Linked DNA regions of Homo sapiens: all the other regions are linked to region 3. The links are chromatin contacts, found by Hi-C or POLR2A ChIA-PET in ENCODE. All regions are on one chromosome and are shown on one strand. The core of a region is the stretch at or near the end of the contact, and the rest is flanking DNA. Distances in the headings are between cores, read along the strand shown. Region 1 overlaps SCEL (sciellin). Region 2 has its middle 57 kb from the start of SCEL. Region 3 has its middle 19 kb from the start of MYCBP2.

What was found. A loop is a pair of places that touch in the nucleus more often than their neighbours do. ChIA-PET counts read pairs that join two places held with the same protein, here RNA polymerase II (POLR2A). Pooled maps may share reads with other maps.
Region 1: a pooled map shows a loop between it and region 3 (2.3-fold over the local background). The contact joins two enhancer-like sites. A Hi-C loop is called at or near these places in 2 of 168 maps with a recorded cell type or tissue (Caco-2 and mammary epithelial cell), 7 of 37 single-sample maps with no recorded cell type and 4 of 50 pooled maps. POLR2A ChIA-PET finds 5 or more read pairs at or near these places in 3 of 52 experiments (BJ, activated CD8-positive, alpha-beta memory T cell and activated T-cell).
Region 2: a loop to region 3 is called in a map of PC-3, with 7 times the contacts of the local background. The contact joins two enhancer-like sites. A Hi-C loop is called at or near these places in 18 of 168 maps with a recorded cell type or tissue (CD8-positive, alpha-beta T cell, Caco-2, GM12878 and 14 more), 21 of 37 single-sample maps with no recorded cell type and 15 of 50 pooled maps. POLR2A ChIA-PET finds 5 or more read pairs at or near these places in 13 of 52 experiments (A549, B cell, GM12878 and 9 more).

The regions. Positions count from the first base shown.
Region 1 is chr13:77,557,070-77,561,257 of GRCh38, reverse strand. It overlaps SCEL (sciellin), which reads right to left. Exons shown (of 33, transcript NM_144777.3): 4 at 1,395-1,454. Among named protein-coding and RNA genes, the nearest start is that of SCEL, 23 kb to the right of the region's middle. Within about 2 kb of position 2,342, at least 2 of the 41 ENCODE cell types and tissues checked have a DNase peak (open chromatin) inside an H3K27ac peak, as active enhancers do.
Region 2 is chr13:77,476,316-77,480,492 of GRCh38, reverse strand. No RefSeq gene overlaps it. Among named protein-coding and RNA genes, the nearest start is that of SCEL, 57 kb to the left of the region's middle. RefSeq lists enhancers at 1,385-2,027, 2,028-2,672. Within about 2 kb of position 1,957, at least 20 of the 41 ENCODE cell types and tissues checked have a DNase peak (open chromatin) inside an H3K27ac peak, as active enhancers do; they include GM12878, where a contact is called at or near this core.
Region 3 is chr13:77,343,440-77,348,243 of GRCh38, reverse strand. No RefSeq gene overlaps it. Among named protein-coding and RNA genes, the nearest start is that of MYCBP2, 19 kb to the right of the region's middle. Within about 2 kb of position 2,848, at least 2 of the 41 ENCODE cell types and tissues checked have a DNase peak (open chromatin) inside an H3K27ac peak, as active enhancers do; they include GM12878, where a contact is called at or near this core.

The sequences.
Region 1 (4,188 bases), core at 1,093-3,592, 210 kb before region 3:
AGCGTATTTCACACTTAAAAAACACAAGCATTTCTGTTCTTAAATGTTCCAGAGAAAGGTGAGTAACATAGAGGTGGCTGGACTCAAATGGTGAGCCTCTCCTTTGTTGGTGGAATCAGAGCCAGCTGAGAACCAGGCTGTGATCTTCAAAACCATAAAGACTAAGGACAGGGCCTCGGCAGAGAGTCTGCCAGATCACAGAACAGTAAATCAGATGAACTAAAGCTGGCATCAGGAAAATGAAATGGCAACTCTGTGTAGAAGGTTATAAGCTCAGCACCCTTAAAACAGGTCACAATTATGAAAAAGTTTAAAAGGGTTGACAGAAATTCATAAACAAAAGTTTCCAAAATAGACGTGTCCCAAGTGTCTGCTTAACTTTTTAAGATCCACACCATAGAAGACATTCACACTCCCTTTCTAATTACATTTAAATGACAAACAGACACAAGCTACTAGACCAGATAAAATTTGTGTCTGATAAATAATTAGGTTCTTCTGATGGGTGTGGTTGTTTGTATGGATGTGAGTACAACTGTGTTGTGGTAAGAATATTCTCTATTTTTATCAATCTGAGATTATTTGTATCATTGTGATTACTGTTTTGTCTTAATTTTTCTACTAATTTGCTTTGATCAGTCTATTTGCCACTGAGGATCAGTTCATGTTTTCCCACTAGCCCAGGAGTTTCCAAAAAGAAAGGTACTGTCCCATAAAGCAAGTGAACTCTGTAGTTGTTATTTCTGTATTTTAGACTTCCTTTCCCTAAGGTTCAGAGATATGTAATCTGGTCATGTTGCTGTTGTTGTTTGTTTGTTTGAGAAACAGGGTCTTCTTCCGTCACCCAGGCTGGAGTACAATGGAGCATCACTGCCCACTCCAGCCTCAATGTCCCAAGGTCAGGCAATTCTTCCACCTCAGCCCCTGGAGTAGCTGGGACGACAGGTGCGCACCATCACACCTAGCTAATTAATTTTTTTTTTTTTTTTTTTAGAGGCAGGGTCTGGCCATGTTGCCCAGGCTGGTCTCTAACTCCTAGGCTCAAGAGATCCTCCCAACTTGGCCTCCCAAAGTGTTGGGATTACAGGTATGAGCCATGGCACCCGGCCTGATATGATCGTGTTTCTATGAGAGTCCTTTCCCTGCCTGTCAGGAGGATCACCTCAGTGGGATGCACAGAGGGTTGGTTATGTTCTGCCTCCAAGTCATGGTTCTGGAGAGGCAGAGTTTCCTTGTGGAAACCTCTGATGATATCACAGATTCTCCTTCACATGCCCAGAACATCGGGGAAAGCCCAAGGCATGCTGCAAATATTCAGCTGTCTTGAACAAGTCTTCTCTGAAAACTACCATCTTTGTGTTTCTGCTCATGATGTAACATGTCTAAACACCCACCTGTCCAATGCATCATGGGAATTATGTCGGTTGAGCACCACCCTACCGTAATTTTCATCTCTGCAAAGAAAGAACAAAAGTATGTCACATAGAAAGTTACCACAATGTTGACCAAGCACTAAATGAGAGAGACATGCGGGCGAGCTCCCAATTTTTGGCAAGGTTAATTCATTTTACTTCAGTTGTGAGAACACAAAATTATGTATCTATTTTAACCAGTCACCACTTGAAAGAGCATGAGAAAAGAAACAAGTTTGTCAGTACAAATGATCATTTATCCCATGAGGTTTCCACATGATTCAACAATGAATGAGTGTTGTGTTGTGTTGTGTTGTGTTGTGTTGTGTTGTGTTTTATCAGACTGTGGGAATATGAGCCCATTTACTTTATATGTATTAGAAGAGTCCTTTTTGGCATGAAGTCAAATACAAAAGCTTTCCACAAATTGTGTTTAAGTTTAAGTAAGCCCATTACGTCTGGGTATGTTGGTGGACTTGACAGTTCTCCTTCATAAAATGTGGGAAACTCAGTACCAATATTTGTGGTTAAGGAGATTTATAATTCACAGGAGACCTAGCCTACTTTTGAACCATGAGAATACAGTTTGCTCTAGTTAGTTGTTAAAATAATCCTATGAATTAGGCAGCGAAGACACTGTCATATCCAGTTCACAGATGAGAAAACTGATAGGGGATTTTGTGGCTTTCCTAAGACCACAAGGTTAGCAAGTAACAGAGGTGGGTCTAGGACCCAGATATTTTCATTCCAAATCATTGCTTTTCCTACTGGTCAACCCTACAATCGACCTTCATATGTAAAATCTCAAAGTAATATCATTCTTACTTTGTACAGTGGAACTGAAAGTACAGGCCCTTTCAGGAAATGTCAAAACACGTAGTGAAGTCTTTGGATTTGAGCCAAGGCAGAAAGTAACTGAACCTATTTCATGTCAACCCAACAAAACCTGAAATACCACATTTTTCCTGGTTATGCTCTACTAACATTACTTAACACTCTGGTACCTTTTTTTTTTTTTTTTTTTTTGTAAGACAGAGTCTTGCTCTGTCGCCCAGGCTGGAGTGCAGTGGTGCGATATCTCGGCTCACTGCAACCTCTGCCTCCTCGGTTCAAGCAATTCTCCTGTCTCAGCCTCCTGAGTAGCTGGGATTATAGGTGCCCGCCAACACGCCCGGCTAATTTTTGTATTTTTAAAGTAGAGACAGGGTTTCTTCCTGTTGGCCAGGCTGGTCTCAAACTCCTGACCCCAAGTGACTTGCTCGCCTCGGCCTCCCAAAGTGCTGGGATAACAGGAGTGATCCACCACGCCCGGCCTCCGGTACCATTTTTAATGAAGCTATAAAAGAACTGTAGTAGACAATTAAACAGAAACATAAACAGTAAAAATGAAACAATGCCAGCAAATATACATTCTCAAAGACCCCGAGAGAACTTTCCTATCTTCCTCCATATCTCTTAATGAAATTTTTGAAAGAGGAGCAGATACCAGACATGTTTTTATCTGAGGCGGAATTATAACACACAGCCCAGAACTGGGCTGGGGGAATCAGGGAAGCATCAAAGCCAATTTTCCCTTCATTCAGTAGCTCCTATGCCATCCAAGCTGGCTTCCCTGGGTTTTCCTGGGAAAGCATGCCTGGCATAAAAGCAACATTCCTCCCAACTGTGATTTGTCTTATACATTCTATCGTCACTCGTCTGTGTAAATATTGGCAATCCAAAATGTATGGTCTACATGTCACATGACACTATCACTACAGAAAATTGGAAATGCTTTGACAGAAGCAATAAATGCTGTTTCATGGAAGGAAATGATTGTTGTCCAATAGTGCTAACTCCAAAAGTTAGTGTGAGTCTCTAAATCTCTAAACACCCATATATTTCCTTGAAATAATACTCAATAACAGAAATTAATAGATATTTTAAATTTAACATTCACAAGAATGCCCCTCAAATAACCATATCTGCAGAGTTTGTAGATAGTTTAGAGTAAGTATCCTATAATGCAGGATTTCCCAACTGCAGGACTATTGACACTTTGGGTTTGATAATTTTTTGTATGGGAGCTGTCCCGTGATTTATAGGATGTTTACCAGCATCCCTGTTCTCTACGCATTAAATACCAGAAGCACTCCTCAATTTTAACAACAAAAATGTCTCCCAACCTTGCCAAATGTCTGCTGGAGGTAAAATTGCCCCTGGTTGAGAAACATTCGTGTAATGGAAAAACAATGGGCCATGTTAAAATCTCAACTCTACCACTAAATAGCTATGTGCCATTAGACAAGTTACTTAGCTTCTCTGAGCTCAGATCCCTCTTTTGTAAAATGAGGAGATATAACACCTACGTTGTGTTTTATTGTAAAATTAGTGGTGCTTTATATGTAAAGTATCTAACACCAAGCTTAATAACAAAGAAATCATAAAATGTCTACATAATTTATAATATACACATAACATAATATATAATCGGACAAATACCTATTGCTGGACAAATACCTATTGCAAATCTATATTGCCAATGAGGCTATATGCCTATGGCCATAGTTTTCAAATCTTTAAACCTCTCAGCTAGTAGAAGCAATGCTCAAAACAAACAAAATTTTGTTGGTTGTAAGTACTTACAAAGTAATACCATATATCCCACCTTCCCAGTACTTAGAAGTAGATGGAACTAAAATAAGTCGGTAATTTTTTAAATTTCTCTTGTACATACCAAAATTTTATATGTTAAATTTGGAATTACACTCTTTTTGTTTATTTCAGCTGACATGAT
Region 2 (4,177 bases), core at 708-3,207, 130 kb before region 3:
GAGAGACTGGTCTCAGAAAATAAGAGAAAAAAATAAAAGAGGAGTCTTTTTGCTCTACCCCACCCACTCCTGAGAAAGGAGGTAAGGGCAAGATTGCAAAGTTAAGTATGCTTACTGAATAGAAGGAACTTGAAGGAGTTATTGTAAATAGATCCTGCTTCCTCCGTGAGGTAAGAGACAAGGGCATCTGCTGACAGTGAATGTAGGGAGTCAGGAGTGGGGGAGGGGGAGGACTTGCAGAGATGGATGAAAACTTGGAAAAGCCACAGTTAGAAACGGGAGGGAACCTACTGGGAACTGGCAATCAAGCTGCACTGAAGCAACTGTCTTTTATTTGCATTTGCTAATAGCAATTAGCCACTTTTTGAACAAAGACCCAGACAAAGGGAGACACAAACCTTCCCTGAAATTGTTCAGTGAAAAAATCAGGGACTTGCAAACTCTAGCAAATTTCACAGAAGAACCTTTAACCTAACTTTTCAATTTTGCAATTGTACAGCTCTGGAACATTTCAGAGGGATTTCCTTCGCTGTCCAGAAGGAAAATATTATTGAACTAAAAAAAGTTTGAGACAATAGAAATTTGTTAAGAAATCTGGATTTTGTCTGATTCAGTTCTTTTTGACATTAAGAGGTTGATCTACTTTGTATAGAAGAGTGTTAAAGAAAACGTAGACAAAAGGCATTTAGGACCCTTATAGAAGTATTAAGTAGTGATACATGAAAACATTTATTTACAGTGGGCTTTGTTTTCATTGATTAAAAAAAAAAGGAACCACCAAAACTGTTCTTGCTAGAATTCAAAAAGACAATGAAAAGCTCATCTCCATAGTCTCTGAGGAATAAAATAGCTTGGGTGTGGTTATGTTTGGTGATTTAGCATGCTGAGTTAATTATTTTTCTTTTCTTTTCTTGAGACAGGGTCTCTCTCTGTTGCCCAGGCTGGAGTGCAGTGGCACCATCACAGCTCACTGTAACCTTGAACTCCTGGGCTCAAATGATCCACCCATCTCAGCCTCCCGAGTAGCTGGGACTACAGGCACATGCACCACCAAGTTTGACTTTTTCTGGGGAGGGGGGATGAGTGTCTTACTAGGTTTCCCAGGCTAGTCTGGAACTCCAGGGCTCAAGCGATTTTCCTGCCTTGGCTTCCCAAAGCACTGGGATTACAGGTGTGAGCCACTGCGCCTGGCCATTAAATTAATTCTTAAAAAAATGTCCTCCCTCTGGTTTTGGCAAGCAACTGAACTGAACTGAGACATAAATCTGTAGTCTTCGTTTTAGATTGCAGTTGAATTCATGAAGTAAAAATGTGCTTCTGACATGGTATTTTAAAAAAATGAACAACTGCTCTGTCTCAGCTGGCATGTCCTAAAAGAAGACAGCATCTGGATAAAATTCAACATAGAATTTTAGCTTTTGTGGCATTTTGAATAAAAACAGTTGGCCAAACAACTACCTATTTAAATTATTGAAAGCTGATGATTACAAATAATACTTCTGGCTGATAATTAGAGTGGAAGTAGAAATCATTCAGAATGCTATGAGGTTGGACAGGATTCCAGAATTAGTTTTCCCTTAAATAGAGTGTTGCAGACAAAAGCAGTTTGGTCTTCAAAGAGCGAGTATTCTTAAACCATTGCATTCACCAATGGGGGCTATGAAGATGTGGGTTAATTTACTTAACACTTCAGAGGTTTGGAGTTTTCAGACAGCCGCAAAGATGAGGCCAAATCGAGATTAAAATTGCTCATTCTTCTCTTGTTCTTTTCAAACACAATAACATCACGTTCTTAGAAGATGACTTGCCATACAGAGCTTTTTATTTGAGACCCAACACGGTAAAGAAACAAGGATACAATCCTCTTTGTAAAACAAAATGTAATTGAAAACAGCCACTAGAGGGCAGTGAAAATACTGGGGATGTTGCAATGCAAGTCCTTTGATCAGAACCTTAAAATGAAAGCTGTTTTGCAGGATTTTGAAAGCATTTGATTGTTTAGCAAATGAGAGACCTGAGGGGTGGGGGTGGGGGTAGAAGCAAGAGAAGAAAGTATCTTCTTGATCATATTAATGTAACATTAATGAAAGACAGCACTACCACGTCTGGCCCGAGCCTTCAGGACGACAGTTGTAGGACAGTGATTCAGCACAGATGATGTAATGAGGTCAGTCCCCCAATTCACTCTGTAATTTAACCCTGCCTACAATAGATCAAGGAGGCTGGGCAACCGTAACACAACAAAACACAAATCATTGGCATTCGACCTTACAGAACATTCAAAAGCAACAGTATTGGTAGGTTGTTTGCTGAGTGTGTGTGTGTGTGTGTGTGTGTGTGTGTGTGTGTCTGTTTAATGCAAGCAATGTCTTTTTAAAAGATTGTGAAGTCAGAATTATTACTTTAAAAAAAAATTCCCACAGCTCCATTTAACCCACGCTATTTGTGGGAGGTGAGAAAGAAATGACTCACATGATCGCTAAAATGCTTGTGAAAATGCAGATAAAATGGTGACAGACATTGAAACATTCAGCTCTGATTCTTTAAAAATCCTTGCAAAAAGAGAATTGGGCTGGAGGTAGGGAGGGTACAATCAAGAATTAATTCTAAGCACTCTGCAGAATCTTAGACCTTAAAGCTAGAAAGCATTTTAAGGTCCTCTGCATCATACAATATTTTCCATATTTCCAGCCTATAATTTTGCTTTTAGCCATTTCAAAGTAGAAAAATCTCTATACTGTGCTAGTACATCAAGAAGCAGTTCTCAAATCAGCTACCACTGAATTGACTATGGAAATGTGGCTGTAGATACAATTTGCAATTGTCAAAAGCAACCAAAGAATCTTTAGGGACTCTAGGCATAGGTGTAGTGAATAAGCACAGAAGTCATAGCCAACCCACTTTTATTTTCTAAAGCAGAGAACTCTGGCAACCAGTGTTGTGAGTTCCGTGGATGGCATGCTGGCTCCTTGAAGGAAAAGGCTCTTAGACACACTCAAGCTTGAACACACTCAAGCTTGAACGATGATGAGAAATAACCATATCCTTATTCTTCAGAGTAAAATGATTCATCCTAACTTGTTGACAGTAAAGAGAAAAAGTGTGATTCTTAGGTCCATGACAGTTTCTCCAATCATCTATCTAAAACATAGCTGCGATTGATTTATTGAACATATTTACTCATATATTTTTGTCAATAAGTACATATTTTTCATATAGGCACACAGAAAAGCAAATCATATGATCTACTGTAAGAATCCGATGAGGATTTTTGTGACCACATTTTATTCTAACCTCTTTTCTAATAATCTGTGTGACCCTGGATTTGCCTTTTTCCCCCACTTCCATACAAGATTTGCATGGAAGCAGTAGAATCAGACAAGCCTAAAATATTTGGCCACTTGGATTCACTGGGGTCATTCTACTTACTGTAAGAGACAAGAGAACCCGAATTAGCAATTCTAATATTCCTGAAGAAGTCTTCATAAGCTATAATGGTTCTGAGTACCAAAGAGGTTTTGTATACCTGGTCCAGTTACTGCAGGGAAAGAACCTAGACTATACTATCTTACTTCCAGGACACATTGTAAAATAAATCAGTCATATGCAAGGGTAAAAGTTCTGATTCTAAAGTGCCTGCAAGTCTGGGATGCTTTGGGGCCCTGTCAAAATGTGCAGTGGAATAGATTCTAGGAATTTCTCTCTGAAGCTTCCTTACTCTTCCCAGAAGAGAGATGTGTACCCTCATGGTTTCTAACTACCTTACAGATGGCCCTGACCATTTCATATTATAATTATTGTACATTCCTAAAGAGTGTGGTCATGTTACATAGGTAGCTAGTCAGGCATGAGCAGAGCAGGAGAGGGCTCCCCACCTACCAACCAGTAATGTCAGGTGATCATTAGGTGATGGTCAGGTGGTTGTTAACTGTCTCTCTAAAATAATAATTGGTTGCAGCCAGTGCCAGGGAAAGGCAGTCTTCCAATATAAAGAAAAAACCTGGAACTGGTGATCAGTAGCTTCTCAGTAAGATCTCAGGGGCTGGGTAAGTGGGCTCAAGCATGTGCATTAAGAAGCAAAATGGTGGAGTTTAACTGGTATATGACCCTCTAGGGTTCTAGGGGCAATCAACTGCTAAGGGAAGAATGCCTCAAGTAAGCATGCATATAACTCCAG
Region 3 (4,804 bases), core at 1,599-4,098:
TCTACCTCAATATATGAAACTGAGGATCAATTGAAGGAAAGAAAATGGAATTACAATTCAGAAAAGTAAGCCCCGTTGAAAAAAGTGGGGTTATTTATGGACCAAGCAAAGGACTATAAAGATCAGTGGTCCTGGTAATTGTAATGGTCTACATTTACTGAGCTCTTACTATGTGTTGAGCACTGCTCTGAGTTCCCATGCACAAACACAGGTACTACTATAACCTCTATTTTAGAGATGAAGACATTGAGGGACACAGATTAGCTAGTGTGTCCAAATTATTTTTAAAAAAATCCACTCAAGTTCTATTTAAAGGGTCATATATATACATGGTTTAGAGACTCTATTCTAAACGCTATTTAAAAATATGATGGGAAATGAAAATAGGAAGAAATATAGCATTCAACCACATTTTAATTTTGTGATCTTGGGCACATTTCTTTAGATGAGGAAACATTCAGTTTCCTCATCTAAAACATAGGGATAGTGCTGTTTAAATTTTGAGACAAGGTCTCACTCTGTTGCCTAGGCTGGAGTGCAGTGGTACAGTCATAGCTCACTGCAACCTCTGCCTCCTGGGCTCAAGTGATCCTCCTGCCTCAGCCTCCTGAGTGAATGGGACTACAGGCGTGCACCACCACGCCTGGCTAGTTTCGTATTTTGTGTAGAGTTGGGGTCTTGCTATGTTGCCCAGGCTAGGCTTGAACTCCTGGTCTCAAGTGATCCTCCCACCTCAGCCTCCCATAGCACTAGGATTACAGGCATGAGCCACCACACCCAACCAATACTTTCTATTAACAGTTACATTTTGGAAATTATGTTTAAATCTATAGCATGCTGTATAAATATGAGATATTAATATCAATTTATGTGCTAAAGAAATTGAATTTTTAAAAAGAGGATAGCATACAACTTAGAAAATCCTAAATTTGAAGGCATGTAATAAAGCCAAATATCAACTGAAAATTTACTTTAGCCAATTATTTTTATTCTTCCTCAGCTATGCAGCTATGTATTTAGGCATACATGCACTACTGCATTACTAAAGATCTGTAAGCAGGTATTTATTTTTGCAGAGCTCATAGTGAGTAACAAAGTTTAAATATCACTATCTTTCAAGTTCACTCTCTTGAAAATTAACAATGGATCAGTTTACTGAGTTTTTTTGACAAATAATTTGATCAAAATCATAAAGCACAAGATGCCACAGTGATGATTTCTGTGCAGAATGGAATGGTAAGAACCAGAATGAAATGTTCTCATTGATTCTGTAAAATTCTGCTAAACCTCTAATTACTTTAATGCTCTGTCCTCTCACATTTTCTCTCTCCAATCCAATTATTTCCCTTTATGAACTTCTTTCTAAATGTTACCTGTATTGACATGGTCAAATAAACTAAAAAGTACAATGGCCCCAGAAGTATTTGACTTTATTTATTTATTAATAAGGCTACACAATAAGCCCATATGGTAACATATCCATGTCATATAGGACACACTGTTTCTGCGGTAGTCTACAGAGGTATTGTTCTATAACCAATTACATAAAGTATCAAACCATTGCAGTGGGATCTACATAGTTTATAATAGTTTATTCAATAGTTATATATGTGCAATTATTAAAAAGCAATAACTTTAATAAGTAAAAAGATACAAAATAACCCTGATATTCTGAATTTTGGAATTGTAATAATACTACCGACTAATATGTTTACTATTTTTAAATCTTGAATGGAGGATGTACCTTTCTTGAACAGAACAGGAAATTGATGATTTCCTTTGTATTATTTTATGTCAGGATAAAGAAAGAAATTTAGGGGTGCTCCTCAGTTCTGTAATGGTGGCTAGAAAATGGATTAATGGACAAGATATTGTATACATACACACACACACACACACACACACACACACACACACACGCTTTGAGGCAATGCTTCCATTTGTCAAAAGAATTACTTTTCTCTTGCATTCTGTAAACACCCTTATGATAGGTCAATGTTCATTTTTAGAGGCCTTATATTGTTTTGAAATAAAGATAAATTAAAGAATGTTAGATTTGCAATTAATTCAAGTACATAATGCACCAATATTATAAACAATATTGGGTGGATTCACTTCTAGAATTTACCATCTGGTGGCACATGTCTGTAGTCCCAGCTACTCAGGAAGTTGAGGCAGGAGAATCACTTGAACCTGGGAGGCGGAAGTTGCAATGAGCTGAGATCGTGCCACTGCACTCCAGCCTGGGCGGCAGAGTGAGACCCTGTTTAAAAAAAAAAAAAAAAAAAAAAAAGAGAATTTACCATTATCTGGTTTTCTCATTATATTTTCCTTGGTACAAATATTAAATAACGTTAACTTTTTAACCTATTAAAGAAAGATTTTATTATTTGTGTGGGAAGAAAAAGGGGATTTTCAAAGGAGATGAGTATGTCAAAAAATTTATAATAGCCTTCAAAACTGTATGCTTCCTGTGTTTTAAATATTATGGGTTAAATTAGTCACTATCTCCACTTACAAGGAGTAAGATTAACTTTTTTCTTTCCAAATTAGAATTGAGGCCAACCAAGTTCCTCAAACCAAAACTGAAGTAGACATAGTGGCTGGCTTAGGCGGGGAATTTCTCTCTGTGGTGGAATATTCAGGGGGCTTCCACACCAGTGTTCAGTTTTTATAAAGCATGTAGACAAAGCTTGATGTGAAGCTGGATTTCTCTTGCCCTTCTTGAAATAGGTTAAGAAGGAAAATAGATACTGTTTACCCGAGACTATTGTAGCAACAGTAGTTAAGTAATTATGCCTCTACATCCTTTCCATGATATACTTCTCAGGGGCCATTCATACCTTACACAAGTGTTGACTAACAGTCCTGAGTAGATGCTGAATGATGATTTATGAGACTATTTTAGCTAGAGACCTTGCCTCTCTACTGTTCTACCAGCAGGAAAGTAAAACCTATATACTACACAAAGAGAGCAGCAAATGTTTACCCAGCCAGGAGGGCAGCATTTGCCAGTCAGACCAAGAGAATGGCATGGTCTACTAGACCAGAGATGTGATATCTTCCTACCAGAAACAAAGGTCAACATCTGTCTACCAAGCAGGAGGGTAGCCTCTGTCTACCAGTACAGGAGGGTAACATTTTTCAGAGCCAACATTAAGTGCATTTATTTGGCTTTTGTATTTGCCTACTTGTTTTAAAAGGTTATATTGTGAAAAATGCTAATGATTTAATGACCAAAGATCCATGTATGTATTTTGATATGAAAGTATAAATATTAGAAAACAAATCCTTGAATACAGAGTAACACATTATATTTACAAAAGCAGTAGGAAGTCATAGAAACAGATTATTAGTAGATACATCTCTAAATTTAGTTTCAGGTGGTAAATATATTCTAAGTACAGTATTTATTCAACTTAATATTTTAAGGAAAACTATGTGATAAATATATTTGTATATACGTTGGCTTCACTAAAAGGTGGTCTAATGGTATTTTTCTTGAGAACATCTTAATATGAGGCAAAGCACATTGCAATGTCAGAAATCTAAAATAGTCATATATAATTTGTTTCACTAAAAAATATGATTATGTAGCAGATAAATCAGGAAGTCATTTACATTAAGGTACACCAATAAAACAAAACAGTGTTAATGTAACACATATCTAGATTTTATTAATCTGGTTCAAACAAGAAAATAACAAAGAACTATTTCAGTGGGAGAAAAATCAGGTTTAAAGATAAATATTACATATTCTACAAGAATTACACATTGTCATAATTAGGAAAAAATGCAAAGCTAGCTATTTACTTATTCATTCATTTACTTACATTCTCTGTGCTATTGCTCAGAGATTTGAGTTGATTTGGACCCAAAGCACACATTTTGAGATAGTAAAATATAAATCAAAGCAGAAAATTAAAATCAAGGAGAAGATAATATAGAAACCAAACAGGAATGCCAGACTAGTAATCAGTGTTTTTTTTTTCAACCCTATCAGTACACCTCCTCTTTATAACAAATACGCAATAACTCCTTTACTACCCTGGTGGGAAATTTAAAAATACAGTTTATATAAGTAATAAAAAATACAAAGGAAAACTAAAGTTAAAAATATATATACAACACTTTGGCAAGATTTCACTAGAAGACATGAAGAAGTAATCGGATACTTGAATGTAAATGTTGAGTCACCATGAATGTGACAACTACAAAGATGGACTGATACAGGTATGTTATATCGATCACTCAGATACAACAAATGAAATTCCAAACCAAACAAAGGTTACGTTTCCCTTGGTTTATACCTTTGTTATATTTCTGGAAAATTCTTGCAGCTGGATAAAATCACTAAGTGTCTGAGTGAGGTAACTAGTAAGTATCTGAAGTTGGCCCTCAATCTTCCTCTCCTCCCTGTACTGGCAAGCTGCCTCTCACATCAAGAGTGGAGTTTACTTGTCCTTGCCTTAAGTCTGGACCAGCCCTGAGTCTGGCCTTGACCAATAGAAAGCAGCTGAAGTTCTGTTTTGGGGCTCCTGAGCCCAAGCCTGAAGAGGACTGGCTGTTTTCCTTGCCACCTCTTGGAACCCAGCTACCATGCAATGAGAAGCCCAAGCCCTCCATTTGATGGAGGCCTGAGGTGCTCTAACTGACAGCTCCAAACTCAAGTGGCAGCCATGTGAGTGAGCTATGTTAAGCCCCCCGCTGACTGTAGTGCCAATAAATATCACATGGAACAGGAAAACTGCCCAGATGAGCCAGTCGTCCCACAGGGTCTTAGCAGATAATAAACTTCTGTGGT